Regions from separate parts of the Homo sapiens genome. Here regions 2 and 3 are each linked to region 1. The links are chromatin loops, found by intact Hi-C in ENCODE. Cell type or tissue: dorsolateral prefrontal cortex. All regions are shown on one strand.

Region 1 (2,500 bases):
GGGTTTCTTACTTATGTGAAAAGGTATATACTATAAAAGCTATAAAAGGGGTTGAGCAGGATTACAAAGACAGAATAAGAATTTAAATCCTTACTATGGAATCAGTCTGAAATATGTTTCAGAAGCATGTCTCCCTGTCATCCCTTACTCCCCGTTTCTCCTCTATCAGATGACTCTTCCTACTTCCTGCCCCAATCTTGGGGCATCTACCTCACTTCTAAGACAATAAAAAAAGAACTCCTGTCATTTCGCCCTTACACCATCCCATTACACACCTGGAGAGCCAGAATTAGAAGCAGTACTAGTACCAGCAACAAATATTTAAACGGCACTTACCATATTCCAGGCCCTGTTCTAGGGACTTCAATTACTTTATATATTTTTTAGAGACAGTGTCTCACTCTGTCACCCCAAGCTGGAGTACAGTGGCACCATCATAGCTCACTGTAACCTCAAAATCCTGGGCTCAAGCGATTCTCCCACCGTAGGCTCCTAAAGCACTGGCATTACAGAAGTGAGCCACCATGGCCAGCTAAGCAATTTAATTTTAAAATTTGTTTTAAAGTCACAATATTCCATAGGTACTATTTTAATTTCGTATATGAGGAAACTGAGGCAAACAAAGTTTAACTAATTTTTCCAAGGTCAAAAAGCCAGTAAGTGGCAGAGACAAATTTTGTAGCAAAGTAGTCTGTCTTCTCCCAAATCCATGTTCCTGACCACTACTCTTTACTGCCCATTAATCCTCTATTATGGGTGGAGCTAGGAGGAGGGGGTGTCATTAAAATTAAGTATATTCCCCATTCAAGTATTTATTAAAGTATTAAAGTATGAAGAAGGGATCATTTGGTACTTCATTTTCTGCCTGCCCAAACAGCTATTTTTCTACATTCTCAACAAACTTTGGATCAGTTACAGGCTTAGACCAGACTAAATGCCCCCATCCAGTCTTCATTTCTTTCTTTTTAAATGCTTCCCCTGTTCTCGTCCTATCTTAGATTGTTGAAAAAGAAAATAAAAAATAAAAAACAAATGCTTCCCCTGCCACCAGGAGTCTGAGCAAATTCCTACAACTATTTCAGTTGCTAGGAGGAGCATGCCCTCTAGTGGTCGCATGCTAATATGCAGCCAGATGCAGCACTGACACAAAGTGCTTCAATGACTTTTTTTTCCAATAATAGGTACGTTGGCAGAATACAAATAGTAGGAACAAAGAAAATGTTGAAAAGCAAGTCAAAAAATCCATAGTGGGTCTTAATGCATTATTTTGTTTAATTGAGGGGATGATGTTATCCTTAGATTGATGGGGCAGAACATGAAGTCACAATGGACAATTATTTCACTACTGGCTCAGATGCAGGCAATTTAAGTATACCAGAGCTTTTTTGAAAATATACCACCCTGTATTGTAGGTCTTTGAAAAGGAAACTGAAGATGACAGTTCTAGCAAAATTTTGAAATAAATGTCAAACCATAAAAATGCTGTGAAAACCATCTATATAAACCCAGGCTAAGGACCCACAAGTAAATAAAATTCTCCCTCTTTCCTTCCTTTGAATATGTGACTGATGGAGAATATGTGATTGATGGAGAACTCCTGAACATTAGTCCTATAGTCACATATGTATTTCCTTCATGTACAATTCAGAGGCAATTTAAAAAATGGTTTTTGAAAAGGCTACAAAAAAACTAAAACATGAGCAAAGTGCAATGCAATTTTAGCCACTTATAATTAAAATGAGACGGTAAACTACCAAATGTATCAGCAACTCTACTACATGGTACCTGGTGTTCCATCCCCAGGCCAAAAAGTCTATATACCAAAGTAAAATCTGTCTTCATTACTACTTACTTGGTTCTCTCATATTGACTGGCTCTGAAGCACAAAAATGAGATTTTCTTCACTCAAAACCATACAATTGCATGGAAATTAAACAACCTGCTCCTGAGTGACTTTTGGGTAAACAATAAAATTAAGGTGGAAATCAAGAAATTCTTTGAAACTAATGAGAAATATACAATATACCAGAATCTCTGGGACACAGCTAAAGCAGTTGTTAAGAGGGAAATTTATAGTGCTACATGCCCACATCAAAAGGTTAGAAAGATCTCAAATTAACAACCTAACACCACTCCTAGAGGAACTAGAGAAACAAGAGCAAACCAATCCCAAAGCTAACAGAAATCAAGAAATAACCAAAATCAGAGCTGAACTGAAGAAACTGAGTAGCAAAAAGCCATACAAAAGATCAAGAAATCCCACAGTTTGTTTTTTAAAACAACAAAGATTAATAGACCACTAGCTAGACTAATAAAGGAAAAAAAAAAAAAGCAGAAGATCGATATAAATACAATCAGAATGACAAAAAGGGCATTACCATTGGCCCCACAGAAATACAAAAAACCCTCAGAGACTATTATGAACACCTCTATGCACACAAACTAGAAAACCTAGAAAAACTAGAAATGGACAAATTCTTGGAAACATGCAACCTCCCAA
Region 2 (2,500 bases), 56 kb before region 1:
CTACCACGAGAACAGCATGGGAAAAACTGCCCCCATGATTCAGTTATCGCCACTGGGTCCCCCCACAACATGTGGGAATTATGGGAGTACAATTTGAGGTGAGATTTGGGCGGGGACACAGAGCCGAACCATATCAGAAGCCTTCACCTGGATCTCTAAAGATGTATGGAAAAGCCTGTATGTCCAGTAGAAGTCTGCTGGGGTGGAGACTTCATGGCGAATGTCTACTACAGCAATGCAGATGGAAAATGTGGGGTTGGAGCCCCCACAGAGTCCACACTGGGGCACTGCCTAGTGGAGCTCTGAGAAGACAGCCACCATCTTCCAGACCCGAGAATGGTAGATCCACTGACAGCTTGCACCCTGAGCCTGGAAAAGCTGCAGGCACTCAACACTGGCCCTTGTCAGCAGCCATGGGGACTGACCCTTGTATCCAAAAGAAAATAAATTGTTCTACCATAAAGATGTGTGCACTCATATATTTATTATAGCATTATTTGCAATAGCAAAGACATGGAATCAACCTAGATGCCCATCAATGTTAGAGTGGATAGAGAAAATACAGTATATGTACACCATGGAATACTATGCAACTGTAAAAAAATTATGTCCTTTGCACCAACATAGATGAAGCTGGAGGCCATTATTCTAAAATAATGCAGGAAGAGAAAACCAAATACCATATGTTCTTAATTATAAGTGAGAACAAAGCATTGGTTACACATGGACGTAAAGATCGGAACAACAGATACTGGGGACTACTAGAGGGGGAAGGGAAGGTGGGGACAAAGGCCTGAAAAACTATCTATTGGGTATTATGTTTTCTATCTGGGTTACAAGATCATTCATACTCCTCAGCATCACACAATGTGCCAATGTAAAAACCTGCACATGCATCTCCTAAATCTAAAATAAAAGTTGAATTTTTTTTTTAAATGGGCAAAGATCTGGCTAACACGATGAAACCTTGTCTCCACTAAAAAAAAAAAAAAAAAAAAAAAAATTTAGCTGGGCGTGGTGGCAGGTGCCTGTAGTCCCAGCTACTTGGGAGGCTGAGGCAGGAGAATGGTGTGAACCTGGGAGGTGGAGCTTGCAGTGAGCCGAGATCACGCCACTGCACTCCAGCCTGGGTGACAGAGCGAGACTCCATCTCAAAAAAAAAAAAAAAAAAAAAATGGGCAAAGATCTGAGTAGACATTTCCCAGAAGAACGGATACAAATGGCCAACAACTATATGAAAAAATTCTTACCATCTCTAATCATCAGGGTGATGCAAATAAAAACCACCATGAAATATCACCTGATAACTCTTAGAATAGCTATTATCAAAAAGATGTATAACAAGTATTAGTGAGGATGTGGAGAAAACCCTTGTATACTTGTGGTGGATATACAAATTACTATGTCCATTTCAGATAATAGTATGAAGGTTTCTCAAAATTTTTTTAAATAAAACTACCTGCTGATGAGGCCGTTGAGATATAAGAACACTTTTACACTGTTGGTGGGAATGTAAATTAGTTCAACTATTGTGGAAGACAGTATGGTGATTCCTCAAAGACCTACAACCAGAAATACCACTTGACCCAGCAATCCCATTACTAGGTATATACCCAAAGGAATATAAATCATTCTATTATAAAGATACATGCACACATATGTTCATTGCAGCACTATTCACAATAGCAAAGACATGGAATCAACCCAAATGTCCATCAGTGACAGACTGGATAAAGAAAATGTGGTACATATACACCATGGAATACTATGCAGCCATAAAAAGGAATGAGATCATGTTCTTTGGAGGAACATGAATGGAACTGGAAGCCATTATCCTCAGCAAACTAACCCACGAACAGAAAACCAAACACTGCACATTCTAACTTACAAGTGGGAGCAGAACGGTGAGAACACATGGATATTAGGAGGGGAACAACACACACTGGGGCCTGTTGGGAGGCAGGTGGAGGGAGAGTATCAGGATAAATGGCTAATACATATACGCAATGGAATATTATTCAGTGTTACATAATAATGAAACCCTGTCATTTGTGACAACATGGATGGACTTGGAGGGCATTATGTTATATGAAATAGGCCAACCACAGAATGACAATTACTATATGATTTCACTTGTATTTGAAATCTAAAATAGACAAACTCACAAAAGCAGAGAGTAGAATGGTGGTTGCCAGGGGCCCTGGTGCTGGGGAAATGGGTAGATGTGGTTAGAGCACAAAGTTTCAGATATACCACGTAAGTAAGTTCTGGAGGTCTCGTTTACAGCATAGTGCTTACAGCTAAGAATACTGTATTGCATACTTAAAATTTGCTAAAAGGGTAGATTTTGTATTCTTACCAATATTTCTTTCCAAAATAAAAATAATAATAAAGGGGGGGACTCAGGGAGGTGAAGGATATGTTTATAATCTTGATGGTAGTGATGTGTTCATGGTGTGTACTTATCCCCAAGCTCACTGAGATGCACACCTTAAATATT
Region 3 (2,500 bases), 290 kb before region 1:
GTGTAGCACCTCCATGTCCAGAAAATACCCCCGAGTTCAGCTCATCACACAGCCAAGGAAGGAGCTCCACACTGACACTAAGGGTGCATCCTGGGCTCCTTCATCAGGGCATGCCTCCAAAATATTTCTCCACGTCTCCTCCCTTTGCCCACCTGCATTGTCTCTGTGCCTCAGCCCCGGCTGGGGGCCTGCAAGGATCCCCTATCTCCTCTGCCCCTGCACGGCTGGGTCCAAGGCCATCTGTCCACCCACCACACCTCTCTCACCTTGCCCACCACGCTCCAGCCCCACCGTCCTCTTTCTGCTTCTTTCCCAGCCTCTGGGCTTTTGCACACGCTGTTCCCTCTGCCTGAACACCCTCCACTGGGCTGAGAACAACTCTCTGAGACCTCTCTCAGCTGTTGCTTCCTTTGGAACAGCCGCTGCTGCTGTCCCTCTCCCAGCTCCAAGACCTGCTGAGCCTCCTGTCTTTTTTAGTTCCCATGCACCCAGCACTTCTCCTTGGCCTCCTTTGGCCCAATTGACAATGTCCATTCTCAATGCCTTCTCACCCAGTGCTGAGCCCCACTGGGTGAAGGCAATGCCTGTCATGTTCACCACAATATCCCCTCCCCCATCACCACGCCTGGTCCACAGTGATGCTCAGAAAAGATCTGTTGGTAGGCAATGCGAAGGTGCATTCATGTCATCCTGCAGGCGGAATTCTCCACGAGTTTTGAGCAGCCTCGGTTTTCCCACCACCTCCAAATCATGGAAGACACAGGGTAAGAGCAAAGACAAGGTGGCTGTGGCCAATGTCCACCCTCTCGGGGCGTCCCTTCTCTTCCTCCTCCTTGAGCAGGGAGACCATCGGGGTGCAACCTGGCTGGGGTGGCGAGGAGGTGCAGGGCCTGGCCAGAGCGGGCCTGGCCACGGGCAAGGGACAGCGACCTCCTGGGCCAGGACGGGTGAGAGCGGCGCAGGCCCGGGCCCGGCGTGGTGGCGGTGCGCGTGAGCGGCCAGCAGAGGGCGCCAGAGGACCACGAGCGGCCCGCGGAGGAGCCCGCGCCGCCCCGATGCCCAGCTCCGCGCCGCGCGGACCCACCGAGCCCGCGCTCAGACGCCCCAGCTCCGCCGAGAGGCCGCTTGCGCAGGCTCCTTCTTCTTCCGCAAGTGTAGGCAGAGCCCCCGGAGCCATGGCCAGCCCTTCCCGCAGCTCCGAAGCCACTGGCAAGCCCCGAGGCAGGGATGGCCGGCCCAGGAGGGAGGAGGACGACGTCCCTCCCGAAGAGAAGAGGCTGCGGCTCTTGCTGGAGGGGGGAAGCGCACAGCCCCAGGACGGCGAGGACGGGGAGGACGCGCCGCGGCCGGGCAGGGTGGAGACCGGCACCCAGACAGGTGGCGACGGCAGAGGAGTAAGTGACGCGGGCGCGGGGGTCCGGGGGTGCCGGGTGCGCGGGGATGCGGGGAACGAGGGGTAGGGGCGGCGAGAGGCTCCGTGGCCTGCCCCGGGTTGAAGTTGGGAGGGCGGCCTTCATTCTGAACCCATTTAGGCAGCACGGGCAGCCCTCCTCGCCGTGGGCTGCATCAGAGCCCCCCCTGCCCAGTCTTGGGGTTGCTCCCGGATGCTGTCTGGGAGGCTTGGTCATGGTGACATCCTCATCTCCCCGTGCACGTTACCGCATTCGGAGCTTGGGTCACCTGGACACTGAACTCAGGCGAATTTTCTCTGAGATCCCGGGAGAAGGAGGACAGTTCTTTGGAAGGTTTTGCAGGGCCGATCACGGAAAGGATGAGAAGGGAGAGGTCCTGGTCGGGGACACAATTACAGTGGCAGTGTAACACCAGGAAACTTTATTGCGTGAAGTCCTTCTCACTCCCTCTACCTCCTTCTTTTACGTGGACTCTGCCAAAGACCAGGATACCAGAATGCAGTGGAGTGACCAAGTGTAGTGGGATCTTGGGAACGCGAGTCTGGAGCCAGGCGGCTGGGGTTTGCATCCTGGTTCTGCCCCTCCTTAGCTGGCTGACATGGCACAAGCCACTTACCCTCTCTGAGCCTTACTGTCTTCAGTGGCAAATGGATCTGTCAACGGGCCCCATTGCCTGGGGTTGTTACTGCTGAGATTAAGGGATGCTCGTCCATAGAAGCACTTAGCGTTGTGCCTGGCACATAGTGTATGGTGGATAAATGGGACTTAGGACTAAAACTCATGCCTTGGTGTGTTTTTGCAGTGATGTTTTGTTCTGGGGTGCATCACAAGAGACAAGGTTCCTGGCCGGGCATGGTGGCTCAAGCCAATAATCCCAGCACTTTGAGAGGCCGAAGGGGGACGATCGCTTGAGCCCAGGAGTTTAAGACCAGCCTGGGCAACATGGCGAAGCCTCATATCTACCAAAAAAAAAAAAAAAAAAAAAAAAAAAAAAAAAAAAAAAAAAGCCAGGTATGGTGGTGTGTGCCTGTAGTCCCAAGTACTTGGGAGGCTGAGGTGGGAGGATTACTAGAGCCTGGAAGGTCGGG

The links. Hi-C counts contacts between places; a loop is a spot of excess contacts. Peaks named below come from ENCODE experiments on the same cell type or tissue, not always from the same donor. Only the 100,000 strongest peaks of a DNase experiment are listed, where the experiment ranks them.
Region 2: a loop joins it to region 1, with 2.1 times the contacts of the local background. A loop is called at or near these places in 8 of 110 quality-filtered maps.
Region 3: it touches region 1 in a loop (6-fold over the local background); 13 of 110 quality-filtered maps call a loop at or near these places.

The regions. Positions count from the first base shown.
Region 1 is chr12:8,107,603-8,110,102 of GRCh38, reverse strand. It overlaps a transcript of CLEC4A not described here. Among named protein-coding and RNA genes, the nearest start is that of CLEC4A, 15 kb to the left of the region's middle. In dorsolateral prefrontal cortex, CTCF peaks have their summits at 876 and 1,078 (motif pointing left); a DNase peak (open chromatin) is centred at 1,102; H3K4me3 peaks cover 557 bases; H3K27ac peaks cover 412 bases.
Region 2 is chr12:8,163,954-8,166,453 of GRCh38, reverse strand. The region is part of intron 1 of ZNF705A (zinc finger protein 705A); the gene reads right to left. Among named protein-coding and RNA genes, the nearest start is that of ZNF705A, 8.2 kb to the right of the region's middle. In dorsolateral prefrontal cortex, no CTCF peak of the experiment used is centred here; no DNase peak of the experiment used is centred here.
Region 3 is chr12:8,395,317-8,397,816 of GRCh38, reverse strand. No RefSeq gene overlaps it. Among named protein-coding and RNA genes, the nearest start is that of LINC00937, 5.8 kb to the right of the region's middle. RefSeq lists enhancers at 1-82, 83-584, 877-926, 1,047-1,306. In dorsolateral prefrontal cortex, a CTCF peak has its summit at 967 (motif pointing right); a DNase peak (open chromatin) is centred at 986; H3K4me3 peaks cover 770 bases.